2 separate regions of the Homo sapiens genome follow, and region 1 is linked to region 2. Evidence: chromatin contacts called from ENCODE Hi-C or POLR2A ChIA-PET data. All regions are on one chromosome and are shown on one strand. The core of a region is the stretch at or near the end of the contact, and the rest is flanking DNA. Distances in the headings are between cores, read along the strand shown.

The links. A loop is a pair of places that touch in the nucleus more often than their neighbours do. ChIA-PET counts read pairs that join two places held with the same protein, here RNA polymerase II (POLR2A).
Region 1: a loop to region 2 is called in a map with no recorded cell type, with 2.3 times the contacts of the local background. The contact joins the promoter of GNAL here to the promoter of SLC35G4 in region 2. A Hi-C loop is called at or near these places in 1 of 37 single-sample maps with no recorded cell type. POLR2A ChIA-PET finds 5 or more read pairs at or near these places in 2 of 52 experiments (PC-9 and activated CD4-positive, alpha-beta T cell).

Annotation. Positions count from the first base shown.
Region 1 is chr18:11,687,686-11,695,223 of GRCh38, forward strand. It overlaps GNAL (G protein subunit alpha L), which reads left to right and starts at 1,579. Exons shown (of 12, transcript NM_182978.4): 1 at 1,579-2,254. The coding sequence starts at 1,879. RefSeq lists a silencer at 1,382-1,531 and an enhancer at 1,470-1,970.
Region 2 is chr18:11,607,034-11,614,035 of GRCh38, forward strand. SLC35G4 (solute carrier family 35 member G4) reads left to right here and starts at 2,563. Exons shown (of 1, transcript NM_001282300.2): 1 at 2,563-3,579. The coding sequence starts at 2,563. The coding sequence ends at 3,579.

The sequences.
Region 1 (7,538 bases), core at 329-2,828, 80 kb after region 2:
ACCCAGCACCAACAAGAATGCCTAGGGTACTGTAGGCACTTAATTAAATGGATGAATGGATAAATGGATAGATGGATGAGTGAATGAATAGCGAAAATGACAGTGATATTTAGTAACTTTTTCTATTTTCCCAAGTTAGATTTTCTATAGTCCTCCTTTCTTTTGCTCAAATATCTAAAAGTATGCCATAATTTTAGCAAAATTTGGGGAACAATGTTAGGTCAAAAGTAGTACATGTATGCACATTTGTTATCAGTAGGACCCCCAAAAGAAATGTGAATGCCGGATCTCCAACTTCTTGATTTAAAAATGTAATCCAGGCCCGGCGCGCTGGCTCACGCCTGTAATCCCAGCACTTTGGGAGGCAAGGTGGGTGGATCCCTCGAGGTCAGGAGTTCGAGACCAGCAGCCTGGCCAACATGGTGAAACCGTCTCTACTAAAAATTCAAAAAAAAAAAGAAAAAAAGAAAAATTAGCTGGGAGTGGTGGTGGGTGCCTGCAGTCCCAGCTACTCGGGAGGCTGAGGCAGTAGAACCACTGGAACCGGGGAGGCGGAGGTTGCAGTGAGCCGTGATTGCACCACTGCACTCTAGCCTGGGCAACAGAGCCAGACTGTTTCAAAAAGAAAAAATGTAATCCAATGTAGTATTTACATCTAGTGCCAACGGGTACAGTGCACACTGTGCTGCATGCTGTGTTTCATTAAGCAGCCTAATCTGGTGTGTTAATGAGAGATGTATTTAACTATCAGCTATAATATTCCATGTCATTTTCCAAGGAACACATCTTACAGCAGGTTTTTCACAAGCTATATTGAAATGTTCACCTGTTGCAGAAGCTCTATAAGATGCTATGCATTCAGCGGGAAATAACCGAAGACATAGCACCTCTGGCAGGCTTGTTTCTCAGCGTCATGGAGAGAGCGCACCCAGTCTGAAGGCGCATCTGCTCCTCTCTGCCCTATATTGTGGATTAAGAAAATACAGTGTATAATCTCATATTCTCATTTCAGCAAATATAAATAGTACATGGCAATTATATGTGCTCGGTTTTCATTTTTAAGGGTGGAGATTGTTGAAAATGGTGTCGTGGACCAGACTCCAGAATTGGAGATTTTGTAGAGATCAAAGGTATAGTACTATTAAAGTAGGGATAAAGAGTGTGCAGACGTGGGTGTAAGATAATGAACAGAAAAGGGAGTGGCAAGGTGCAGAGATCTCTGCAAGAAATGGATTGGGGAAATTGAAGGCTTTAAAGCCACGGTCTCTATTCCTACACCCAGCTTTCCGTCCTCGGTTACTATCGCCCAAGATCAAAGCCACCCTGGTTTTCTGATTGCCGCAACTGCGGCTCCAGGTGCTGAGTGCACAGCCACTGCGGCACTGTCCGCAGCTGCGCGCCGGGCTCAGACGGCATTATTTACGGTACAGAATACTCGCCCGCGCGACGGTATTTACGGTAACGGGGACCAGCCTGGGCGGCAGTATTTACGGTAACGAAAGCCAGCTGTATTTACGGTAGCGAGGGCTGGACCGGCGGCGGCATTTACGGTAACGGGGGCCGGGCTCGCGGAGGCCCGTCGGTTCGGTCCGCTCTGGGCGTTAGCAAGTGATCTCCAGCCAAGGCGGCCGCCACCCCTTGCACACAGCAGAAAATGCAAAATGACCCTCTGGGGCAGTGAGGGGCTGTGGCCCTCGGCCCCGGCCTGCCGCACCCCCTTCCCGCAGCTGGCGGCCGGCAGCGCCGAACAGGGTCCGGGTGCAGCCCCCTCCCGCCCCTCCGCTGAGGCGCCGGCCTGAACTGGGCGCGGGAACCAGGCCGCCCTCGGCGCCCAGCCTGCCCTAGTCCCGCGCGCCGCCCCCGCTGTGCCGCGCCCACATGGGTCTGTGCTACAGTCTGCGGCCGCTGCTTTTCGGGGGCCCAGGGGACGACCCCTGCGCGGCCTCGGAGCCGCCGGTGGAGGACGCGCAGCCCGCCCCGGCCCCGGCCCTGGCCCCAGTCCGGGCGGCCGCAAGGGACACGGCCCGGACCCTGCTCCCTCGGGGCGGCGAAGGGAGCCCGGCATGCGCTCGGCCCAAAGCAGACAAGCCGAAGGAGAAGCGGCAGCGCACCGAGCAGCTGAGTGCCGAGGAGCGCGAGGCGGCCAAGGAGCGCGAGGCGGTCAAGGAGGCGAGGAAAGTGAGCCGGGGCATCGACCGCATGCTGCGCGACCAGAAGCGCGACCTGCAGCAGACGCACCGGCTCCTGCTGCTCGGTAGGTCCCGGCCGCGAGGTCGGCTGACGCCCCGGGGACAGCGCGCCGGGCCCGCGGGGGCGGCGGGCACCGGGGAGCGGTGGCGGGCACCGGGGAGCGGCGGCGGGAGGGGCTCCTGAATCCCGGGACTGGACCCGGACGGGCGGCGGGCGCGGACGGGCTACAGAGCGTTTAAACTGTGGGTGGAATGGTTCCCCTGACCTAGCCGGGAGGACACTACGGGCTGATTCTGCCCCTCCCAGTGCCTTGAGCTTACTGCCGCTCGCTCTCTCTAATTAATGAGCCTCTCTGGGAAGTCTCCCCCTCGATTGATCACCTTCCACAGGGTCGAATCCCCGGGGATGTCTACCCTAGCCTCTCACTTCCTGCTACACGAGGAGGCTGGCAGTTTGTTTTAAGAACACAGATGAAAGGAGATTTATAAGGCCTTTTAGCTTGACCGCAAAGCTTTTATTCCAATCACAGTGTTGTGGGTGGGTGTGGCCTGCTGCCTTTTGAGAAAGAACTTGAGCTGCACTTGCATTTTTTTTTTATTATACTTTAAGTTTTAGGGTACATGTGCACAATGTGCAGGTTAGTTACATATGTATACATGTGCCATGCTGGTGTGCTGCACCCATTAACTCGTCATTTAGCATTAGGTATATCTCCTAAAGCTATCCCTCCCCCCTCCCCCCACCCCACAACAGTCCCCAGAGTGTGATGTTCCCCTTCCTGTGTCCATGTGTTCTCATTGTTCAATTCCCACCTATGAGTGAGAATATGCGGTGTTTGGTTTTTTGTTCTTCCGATAGTTTACTGAGAATGATGATTTCCAATTTCATCCATGTCCCTACAAAGGACATGAACTCATGATTTTTTATGGCTGCATAGTATTCCATGGTGTATATGTGCCACATTTTCTTAATCCAGTCTATCATTGTTGGACATTTGGGTTGGTTCCAAGTCTTTGCTAATGTGAATAGTGCTGCAATAAACGTACGTGTGCATGTGTCTTTATAGCAGCATGATTTATAGTCCTTTGGGTATATACCCAGTAATGGGATGGCTGGGTCAAATGGTATTTCTAGTTCTAGATCCCTGAGGAATCGCCACACTGACTTCCACAATGATTGAACTAGTTTACAGTCCCACCAACAGTGTAAAAGTGTTCCTATTTCTCCACATCCTCTCCAGCACCTGTTGTTTTCTGACTTTTTAATGATTGCCATTCTAACTGGTGTGAGATGGTATCTCATTGTGGTTTTGATTTGCATTTCTCTGATGGCCAGTGATGGTGAGCATTTTTTCATGTGTGTTTTGGCTGCATAAATGTCTTCTTTTGAGAAGTGTCTGTTCATGTCCTTTGCCCACTTTTTGATGGGGTTGTTTGTTTTTTTCTTGTAAATTTGTTTGAGTTCATTGTACATTCTGGATATTAGCCCTTTGTCAGATGAGTAGGTTGCGAAAATTTTCTCCCATTTTGTAGGTTGCCTGTTTACTCTGATGGTAGTTTCTTTTGCTGTGCAGAAGCTCTTTAGTTTAATTAGATCCCATTTGTCAATTTTGGCTTTTGTTGCCATTGCTTTTGGTGTTTTGGACATGAAGTCCTTGCCCATGCCTATGTCCTGAATGGTAATGCCTAGGTTTTCTTCTAGGGTTTTTATGGTTTTAGGTCTAACGTTTAAGTCTTTAATCCATCTTGAATTAATTTTTGTATAAGGTGTAAGGAAGGGATCCAGTTTCAGCTTTCTACATATGGCTAGCCAGTTTTCCCAGCATCATTTATTAAATAGGGAATCCTTTCCCCATTGCTTGTTTTTCTCAGGTTTCTCAAAGCACTTGCATTTTACTTTGGAAGCTCAACCCCAGCTCTGGGAGATTTGCTCCGCTTGAGAACCAGCTGCACGAAAGGGTGGCGGGCCGCAGTGTGCTCGCTGTGTAACTGCGTGCAGGAGGGTGGGTGCAGAATCCCAGCGTTTTCAAGGAACCAAATGCTTGCTCTCCTAGTAGTATTTTTCAGAGCTTAGCTATAGCAAATACGTGTGCTCCTACAACAATTAGAAAACATGGTTCTATGCACTCTACCGTAGAATGAAAAAAAAATCACGATTTCCTGATACTACTTGTTGCCTTTTAAATTTTAAGACAAAATAATAATAATTGGGCTTTTGATCGCAATTTTGTGAGGTGTAAGGAAGAATAGTTGTTCAGGTCTGTGCTCTCTGCTATGCATGGGAGAAGGAGCTATTCCATGACTTTAGCAAGATGCCCGCTTATAAATGAATGCAACTTTCATTTAAGATCTAGAATACAATAAATATTGAGTTTGAGAGGACTTGTCCACTGCAAGAATGAATAATTTAAAACAACATAAACCTAGCTGTTGTATCCTGTTGAAATATCTAATTTCTAAAGCAAAGGGAAATATTTTTGAAGAAACAACAACAACAACAAAAAACAGTAAACACTCAGGTTATCTCAACAGGGACGCGGGCTGAGCGGTAGCAGAGCTCTCCCCTCCAGTGCTCACCTCCAGAATATCGCAGAGCACACGTTTCCAGAGGTCTGAGGATACAGAAGTGTAACTTTAGAATTTCATACCTCGTTAAACCATTGTTGGTGTGTGAGGGTAAAATAAATCTTCGGATATGCAAGTACTCAAAGTATACCCTCATCCACATATTTTTCTGGAAGGAAACTTAAAAAAAAAATAGAGACACAGCGGTGGCTCACGCCTGTAATCCCAGCACTTTGAGAAGCTGGGGCTGGTGGATCACTTGATCTCAGGAGTTCAAGACCAGCCTGGGTAGCATAGTAAAACCCCATCTCTACAAAAAAATACGAAAATTAGCTGGGTGGTGCGCTGGAGACCCTGTCTCAAAAATGAATAAATAAACAAATAAAAGAATAGAGACAAGTCTCACTACGCTGGCCAGGCTGATCTCAAACTCCTGGCCTCAACTGACCCACCCACGTCAGCATCCTAAAGTGCTGGGATTACAGGCATGAGCCACCATGCTCTACCTGGAAAGACATTAATTGGAAATTACTTCAGCCAAAATTTTTAAAATGCATCAAATTAAAATAATTCAAAAAGGGGAGAATTTTTTTAAAGGGGGGAGAGTTGTCATCTCAAGAAACTGACAAAAAAAAATAAGACAAATAGGATCAGGAGTTGTGACAATATAGTGTTGTTTTGATGTGATTATACAGTTGAACATAATTTTAAAATAAAGGATATGAGAAGCAGAAAATGCTTTATATATAATAAAAGTTATTAGACTATGAATCTGTGAAAAACAAATGTGATGAGATATGGTCTGAAGAATAGAATGGTGAGCTCTAAAGAGTCAGCTTCTTGTAACACATTTGAAAGTACTCTTTGAAGACATCATCTCATAGCCTCATAGAGTTTATATATCAGCATCATATCTAAAATGACGTAAAATCAAATGACTCACTTTTCAGGGGGAGTGTATTGTATGTATCCTCCACCCAGTGATATCTACACTAAAACGCATACTGTTACATGAGGTTGACATTGTTTATCAATTTTATATAGATTTGAGTTAAACACACAAAGGTTCTTGATTTTATTAGGCTTTAAAATGGATTTAGCTGGAAATTTTTGAGTCAGAAATATGACTTATTGACCATTAATATCCTCAGATAATTACTTATGCTGCCATTGTGTTTAACAGCCATTTATTCTTGCTCACTGACCACATTCATTTGTTTATTCTGGAAATGTGCACCGAAAGCTGGGCATTGGGTTCAGAGACCTCAGACCCAGGGAAGGTGCACTTGCTCCAGCAGTGTCTTTTTTTTTTTTTTTTTTTAATCCCAACACTTTAGGATGCTGAGGTGGGCAGATCACTTGAGGCCAGAAGTTGAAGACCAGCCTGGGCAACATAGTAAGACTATGTCGCTATTTTTTTTTTTTTTTTTTTAGACAGGATCTCACTTTGTCACTCAGTCAGGAGTGCAGTGGTGTGATCATGGCTCACTGCAGCCTGGACCTCCCCAGCTCAAGCAATCTTCCTGCCTCAGCCCCACAAGTAGCTGGGACTACAGGTACATGCTACCATGGCTGACTAACTTTTGTATTTTATATAGAGATGGGGTTTCACCATGTTACCCCGGCTGGTCTTGGACTTCTGAGATCAAGTGATCCACCTGTCTTGGCCCACAGTGCTGGGATTACAGGTGTGAGCCATTGTGTCCAGTCAAGTGCCCTTTATCACTCCATGCCTGCTAGTGTGAGGTTAGTCCCGTCTCCCATCATGATGAGTCCTCAAGAAGACCTTCCCATAGTCCTCTAGTGGAAATAAAGGTTTAACTCCCTGTGTCCTGTGAATTCTTTGTGCTCCTCTCATGGAGCACTGGGGTACATTGCTCCATAGGTGTCTTGGTGCTCTTTCTCCCCCATGGGGTCGATCCTGATGACTCAGCTTTCTTTCCTGCACAGGACGTAGCACCCCACACAATCCTCTGGCAACAACACAAGAATCTGGGAGCCACTGTGACTATGAGGAGATATGCTCCCGTTTTAATTTTTAGATGGAGCATGGTTGAAGCATGCCGTGGCTGGATTTTAAGCAGGTGCAGAGGTGGGATGGAACTTTCCAGTTAGAAGGCAGTGGTCAAGACAAGGAATCATGGGGTCCAAACTAGGGCAGTGTGGTATAGTAGGAGTGGGGAGCTCACGGGCTTGGGGAGCAGGTCAGATGACTGGGTGCGGAGGGTAGGTAATGAGAGGAATTCTCAGATAACTCCCATGGTCTTGAGCATGAGGTATGTGTTAGTCAGCTTGCTTACCTACCAAAACACAACAGGCTGAATGACCAAAAACAGACGTTTATTTTCTCACAATTCTGGAGGTTGGAAGTCTAAGATCAAGGTGCCAGCAGGGTTGGTTTCTGGTGAGGGCTCCCTTCCTGGCTTGCAAACGGCCACGTTCTCACAGTATCCTCACATGGCCTTTCCTCTGTGTGCACACAAAAAGAGGGAGAGATCTCCGGTGTCTCTTCCTCTTCTTACGAGGACACTGCGGGATTAGGGCCCCACCTTACGGCCTCATCTTACCTTAATTACCTACTTAAGGGCCCTATGTCCAAATACAGTCATGTGGGGGGTTAGGGCTTCAACATATGAATTCAGGGGGATGGGAAGCACAATTCAGTCCATAACAAGGGCTAAGGCGGGGAGTGCGTGCCCTGTCTAAAAGGGACAGCTGCATCCTAGCTTCATCCCACTGTTGCTTTGTGAGAACACAGGCCCAAAGTTGCCAGGTCTTCGGAAT
Region 2 (7,002 bases), core at 1,313-3,812:
GCACAAGTGATCATGGATCCACGGGAGAGGGTTTGCTTCACAGCACTGAGAAAGGACGCCGAGAGTGGGAGTCAGTAAACGGAATTCCACACAAAAGAAATCTGATAGAAATTCCCAGAATAATAATGAAGATATCTAGTAACCAAACGTATAAAGTAATTTTAAATATGCAGTCTCTTTATAAGAAAATTTAAAAGCTTTACTGAAAAACATTAAAGAAGAGCTAAATATATGAGGTGATAGATCTTGTCGTTAGACAGGCTCAAGGTCAAAAAATAATTCTTCCAAAATTAATTCATAGATTTAGTCTAAGTCCAGCTCAGACTTCAGTGGTGATAAAGTTTATAAGCTGGTTATAAAATTTATTTTGAAATACAAATTGGCAAACATGTCAAAGACATTCCAGAAGAGAGCAATATGAGCCAGGTAGGAGTACGCAGAGCCTGCTGGCATGGAGGTTTACTTTAAAGCTGTGCTGATTTAAGGCTCTGGGGGTAGAAAGCGGGAAAGCAGCAAGCAGACGATCCTAGGGTTCCCACAGAACCAGTCAGAGTTCACATTTCCCCTAGCTGGAGTGGAATAAACCTAATCCAGAAAGGGTATCACCTCACCAGGGGGCAAAATAACCCATAAAGTAAGGTCATTTCAGTCTCAAAGGATCAAACCGTTTCCAGGTAATTTTTTTACATTCACAACAACTAGTGTTTATTGAGAATGGGTAACTTGCATTACAAATATTACCTAATTTAATGCTCTTTACAACCCTATAACTTAGGTATGTTATTGTCTCTATTTTGGCAAATGAGGAAATGGAGGCACAGAGAAGTTAATAACTTGCTCTAGGTCACACACAATTCAGACATAGTAGTGCCAGAATGCATAAGGAACCTTCCTTTTAAGATTAATGTAAGGCTCAGAGATAGCCCTCAAAAAGTTTCTGGCCACGTGGGAACTTTTATTACTGCAGTGAAAGCAGCCCTTGTGCTAATTGGCACAAGATTACTAATTGGCATTGGTCACTTTCTGTGATCAGAGCCAGCAGCCCTGCTCACTGTTAGAGAGTTAAGTCAAACCGCTGACTCATGGTTATTTTACTCTTCCATGGTTCAGAGGAAACAGAGGCCAGTCTGCTTTCTTCTATTAGCATTTCCTATATAAAGTCTTCTATTAGCATTTCCTATATAAAATAAACCTCATAAATCTCTACAAGGGGTTACATTCTCCATTACTCAGCTCCTGCATTTCTTTTTTTTTTTTTTTCCCTATAGGTTACTGGGGAACAGGTGGTGTCTGTAACAAGAGCAAGTTCTTTAGCGGTGATTTGTGAGATTTTGGTGCACTGATCACCCAAGCAGTACACACTGTACTCAATTTGTATTCTTTTATCCCTCTCCCCTTCCTACCTTTTCCCCCTGGGTCTCCAAAGTCCATTGTGTCATTCTTATGCCTTTGCATCCTCATAGCTTAGCTCCCACTTATGAGTGAGAACATACAATGTTTGGTTTTCCATTCCTGAGTTACTTCACTTAGAATAATAGTCTCCAATCTCATCCAGATTTCCCAGTAATTTGACTGCATCACAGAACAAGTCTCAGAAACATTTAAAAGAATATAGAGCAGTAAATCTAGCACCCAACAACATGAAAATGACAATGTTTGTAATGGGATCAAAAATTAAGGACCTCCCCCGCCTGGCCAGCCACCCCATCCGGGAGGGAGGTGGGGGGTCAGCCCCCGCCCGGCCGGCTGCCCCGTCCGGGAGGGAGGTGGGGGGTGCCTCCGCCCAGCCGCCGCCCCGTCCGGGAGGTGCGGGGTGCCTCTGCCCGGCCGCCCCTTCTGGGAAGTGAGGAGCCCCTCTGCCCGGCTGCCACCCCGTCTGGGAGGTGTACCCAACAGCTCATTGAGAACGGGCCATGATGATGATGGCGGTTTTGTCCAATAGAAAAGGGGGAAATGTGGGGAAAAGAAAGAGAGATCAGATTGTACTGTGTCTGTGTAGAAAGAAGTAGACATGGGAGACTCCATTTTGTTCTGTACTAAGAAAAATTCTTCTGCCTTGGGATGCTGTTGATCTATGACCTTACCCCCAACCCTGTGCTCTCTGAAACATGTGCTGTGTCCACTAAGGGTTAAATGGATTAAGGGCGGTGCAAGATGTGCTTTGTTAAACAGATGCTTGAAGGCAGCATGCTCGTTAAGAGTCATCACCACTCCCTAATCTCAAGTACCCAGGGACACAAACACTGCGGAAGGCCGCAGGGTCCTCTGCCTAGGAAAACCAGAGACCTTTGTTCACTTGTTTATCTGCTGACCTTCCCTCCACTATTGTCCTATGACCCTGCCAAATCCCCCTCTCCGAGAAACACCCAAGAATGATCAACAAAAAAAAAAAGAAAGAAAGAAAAGAAGCAGAGTTGGACTCAGCGGGAAAATAGGCGTGCTACCACCTCAGGATAGTTCCAGGGAAGAACCCCACCCCAACTCCAATGAGGTCACAGTGGCTGGAGCTCTGAGGGGCCCAGGCTCCCTGAGCCAGGAGGAGAGGAGAAAGTCCAAGGAAAGATGGCTGGCAGTCACCCCTACTTCAACCTGCCTGACTCCACACACCCATCGCCGCCCTCCACTCCACCCAGCCTCCACTGGCACCAGCGCTGCCAGCCCTCTGATGCCACCAATGGCCTGCTGGTGGCCCTGCTGGGTGGGGGCCTGCCTGCTGGCTTCGTGGGCCCCCTTTCTCGTATGGCTTACCAGGCTTCCAACCTGCCCTCGCTGGAGCTGGTCATCTGTCGATGCCTCTTCCACCTCCCTATTGCCCTGCTACTTAAACTGCGTGGCGACCCCCTTCTGGGACCTCCTGACATCCGAGGCCGCACCTGCTTCTGTGCCCTGCTCAACGTCCTCAACATTGGATGTGCCTATAGTGCGGTTCAGGTGGTGCCCACTGGCAATGCTGCCACTGTTCGCAAACATTCTTCCACCGTCTGCTCCGCCATCCTCACCCTCTGCCTTGAGAGCCAGGTTCTCAGTGGCTACGACTGGTGTGGACTGTTGGGCAGCATCCTAGGACTAATAATCATTGTGGGACCTGGACTCTGGACACTACAGGAGGGGACCACGGGTGTCTACACCGGCCTGGGCTATGTGCAGGCTTTCCTGGGAGGACTGGCGCTGTCCCTGGGGCTTCTCGTCTATCGTTCTCTGCACTTTCCCTCCTGCCTCCCAACAGTGGCCTTCCTATCTGGCTTGGTGGGGCTGCTGGGCTCTGTGCCAGGCCTCTTTGTGCTGCAGTCCCCCGTGTTGCCCAGTGACCTCCTGAGTTGGAGTTGTGTGGGGGCAGTGGGGATCCTCACCTTGGTCTCCTTCACATGTGTGGGCTATGCGGTCACCAAGGCCCACCCTGCCCTGGTGTGTGCTGTCCTGCATTCCGAGGTGGTGATGGCCCTTATACTGCAGTATTTTATGCTCCATGAGACTGTGGCACCTTCTGACATCATGGGGGCAGGGGTTGTGCTGGGCAGCATTGCCATCATTACAGCCCGGAACCTCATCTGTGAGAGGACAGGGAAGGTGGAGGAGTGAGATAGAACTTGGGAGCCTGGGGGTTGGGAGGGACAGGGATAAATAAAGGCAAAGACTGAAGACAAAAAAAAAAAAAAAAATTAAGGACCTAACCATTCAGAGGAAAAAAATGACCCGTCATGAAAATAAAAATCAATCAACAGAAGCAGACATAGAAATGATGTATTAGTGACTAGAAAAGGAGATTAAAACAGTTAGTATAAATATGCACCACATGTTCAAAATAGTAAAGCATCCACAAAATTAGAAATATAAGAGATATAAAAATGACTCAACTCAAATTTCTAGAGATGAAAAAGACAATGTCTAACATTAAAATACACTGGATAGCAAATAACAACTTGGATGAATCTCCAGGGAATTATGCTTGTGGGGAGAAACAGTCCCAAAACATTACAGTATAATTCTATTGACAAAACATTTTGAAATGGCAAAATTTCAGGAATGGAGAACAGATCAGTGGTTGTCAGGACTTAGAGATGAAAGAGGTGGTAGAGGGGCAAGAGAGAGGTGGCTGCAATTATAAGAGGACAGTACAAAGGGGACTTGTAGTGTTAGAACTGTTCAGTATTACAACTATGGTGGTGAATACATGAACCTGCACAGGTGATCAAATTGTATGCAACGTAATAGACACAGATAGAGACACCTACACACAGGGTGCAAGTAACACCAGGAATCTCTGGATAACATTGGTACATTGTATCAATGTCAGTATCCTGGTTGTGATATTACAGTCAACCCCCTGTAGCCTGAGGTTCTGCATCTACTGATTCAAACAACTACAGATGGAAAATATGTGAAGAATAAAGCAATAAAAAATAATATAATCAAAAACCAATACAGCATAACAGCTGCCATACATAGCCTTGACATTACATTAGGTATTAAAAGTAATCTAGAGATGATTTAAAGTATACAGGAGGATGTGGGTAGGTTATATGCAAATACTATGCCATTTTATATCAGGGACTTGAGCATCCATGGATTTTGGTATCTGCGAGGGTCCTGGAACTAATCCTGCTTGGATACTGAGGGATGTCCCTATAGTACAACTTAGCAAAATGTTACCATTGATGAAAACTGGGCAAAGCATACAAATGATCTGTATTATCTCTAACAATAACATATAAATCTAGGGCCGGGCGTGGTGGCTCACACCTGTAATCCCAGCACTTTGGGAGGCCGAGGCGGGCAGATCATGAGATCAGGAGATTGAGACCCCCATCCTTGCTGACATGGTGAAACCCTGTCTCTACTAAAAATACAAAAAATTAGGCAGGTGTGGTGGTGGGCGCCTGTAGTCCCAGCTACTCCGGAGGCTGAGGCAGGAGAATGGTGTGAACCCGGGAGGCGGAGCTTGCAGTGAGCAGAGTTTGCGCCACTGCACTCCAGCCTGGGCGCCAGAGTGAGACCGTGTCTTAAAAAAAAAAAAAAAAAAGAACAAAGTACCAGTTAACTGTAGGTCTACATCAAGCCATCTAGTAAACATACCATTTAATTCACAAAAAAAAAGTGGAGCTCTCTGACGGGACATAAAAAATACGTTAGCAAGTAATGGCCAAAAATTTTCTAAATTTCATGAAAACTATTAACCCAGAGATCTAAGAAGCTCAATGATGTCTCACACCCCTATGGGTCTTTTCAATGAAAACACAATGCCATATTGGCATGAAGGTAAATCTATAGATCAATGAAATGTAAAAAAGACTCTGGAAATAGAAAATTGGAGGCAAAGTAATGTGGAAAAGAATAATCTTTCCAACCAATGCTGGATTGATAGAAAAGCTGTATGCAAAAATAAATGAATAACTCTCAACCCTTACACTTCACACCATACACAAAAATTAACTTAGAATGGATAAAGGATCTAAAGGTAAAACTAAAAACTGTAGAACTTCTGGAAGAAAATAAATTCTTAGTAACCTGTAAATAGCATGGGTTTCCTAAACAGAGTATCAAAAGTTGGAACTACTACAGAAACAGAATTATAGACTTCATTACAGTTAAGATCTTTTCATCTGCAAAATACATTGTCTCTCCTCTCTGTCTCTATGGACATGCCTATCTGGATATTTCCTATAATAGGAATAACAGCGTGTGACCTTTTATGACTGGCTTCTTTCATGTAACATAAAGTTTTCAAGTTCATCCATGTTGCAGCCTGCATCAGTGCTTCATTTCTTTTCATGGCCAAATAATATTCCACTGCATGCATACACTACATTTTATTTATTCATTCATCTTGATAGACATTTAGACTGTTTCCACTTTTTGGCTGTTGTGGATAATGCTTCCATGAATATTCATGTACAAGTGCCTGTGTGCACCTATGTTTTCAATTCTCTTGGATTTATGTCTAGAAGTGGAATTGCTGGGTGTGAACACCATTTCAAATATTGTTGAAATATTGTATTCACTGATTTATGTAATAGCTATTGCTGTGAAAAGATTAAAGCAAAAAGTGGAAGCTGGCTTTAAAAAAAAAAAAAGAAAGAAAATGAAAAGACCAGCCAACACCTCTGCACGGCTGCCCAGTCTGGGATGTGAGGAGCGCCTCTGCCCGGCCAACCCATCTGGGAGGTGAGGAGTGCCTCTGCCCGGCCGCCCCGTCTGGGATGTGAGGAGCGTCTCTGCCCAGCCGCCCATTGTCTGGGAGGTGAGGAGCACCTCTGCCCGGCCACCCATTGTCTGGTTGGTGAGGAGCGCCTCTGCCCAGCCGCCACCCCGTCTGGGAGGTGAGGAGAGCCTCTGCCTGGCCGCCCATCGTCTGGTAGGTGAGGAGCACCTCTGCCCGGCCGCCACCCCATCTAGGAAGTGAGGAGCGTCTCTGCCTGGCCGCCCATTGTCTGGGAGGTGAGGAGCGCCTCTGCCTGGCCGCCACCCCATCTGGGAGGTGAGGAGCGCCTCTGCCCAGCCGCCACCCTGTCTGGGAGGTGAGGAGCGCCTCTGCCCGGCCGCCCATCGTCTGGGAGGTGAGGAGCGCCTCTGCCCGGCCACCCATCATCTGGTAGGTGAGGAGCGCCTCTGCCTGGCCGCCACCCCATCTAGGAAGTGAGGAGCGTCTCTGCCTGGCCGCCCATCGTCTGGGAGGTGAGGAGCACCTCTGCGAGGCCGCCACCCCATCTGGGAGGTGAGGAGTGCCTCTGCCCGGCCGCCACCCTGTCTGGGAGGTGAGGAGCGCCTCTGCCTGGCCGCCCATCATCTGGGAGGTGAGGAGCACCTCTGCCCGGCCACCCATCGTCTGGTAGGTGAGGAGCGCCTCTGCCCGGCCGCCACCCCATCTAGGAAGTGAGGAGCGTCTCTGCCTGGCTGCCCATCGTCTGGGAGGTGAGGAGCGCCTCTGCCCGGCCGCCCCATCTGGGATGTGAGGAGCGCCTCTGCCCAGCCGCCACCCCGTCTGGGAGGTGACGAGCGCCTCTG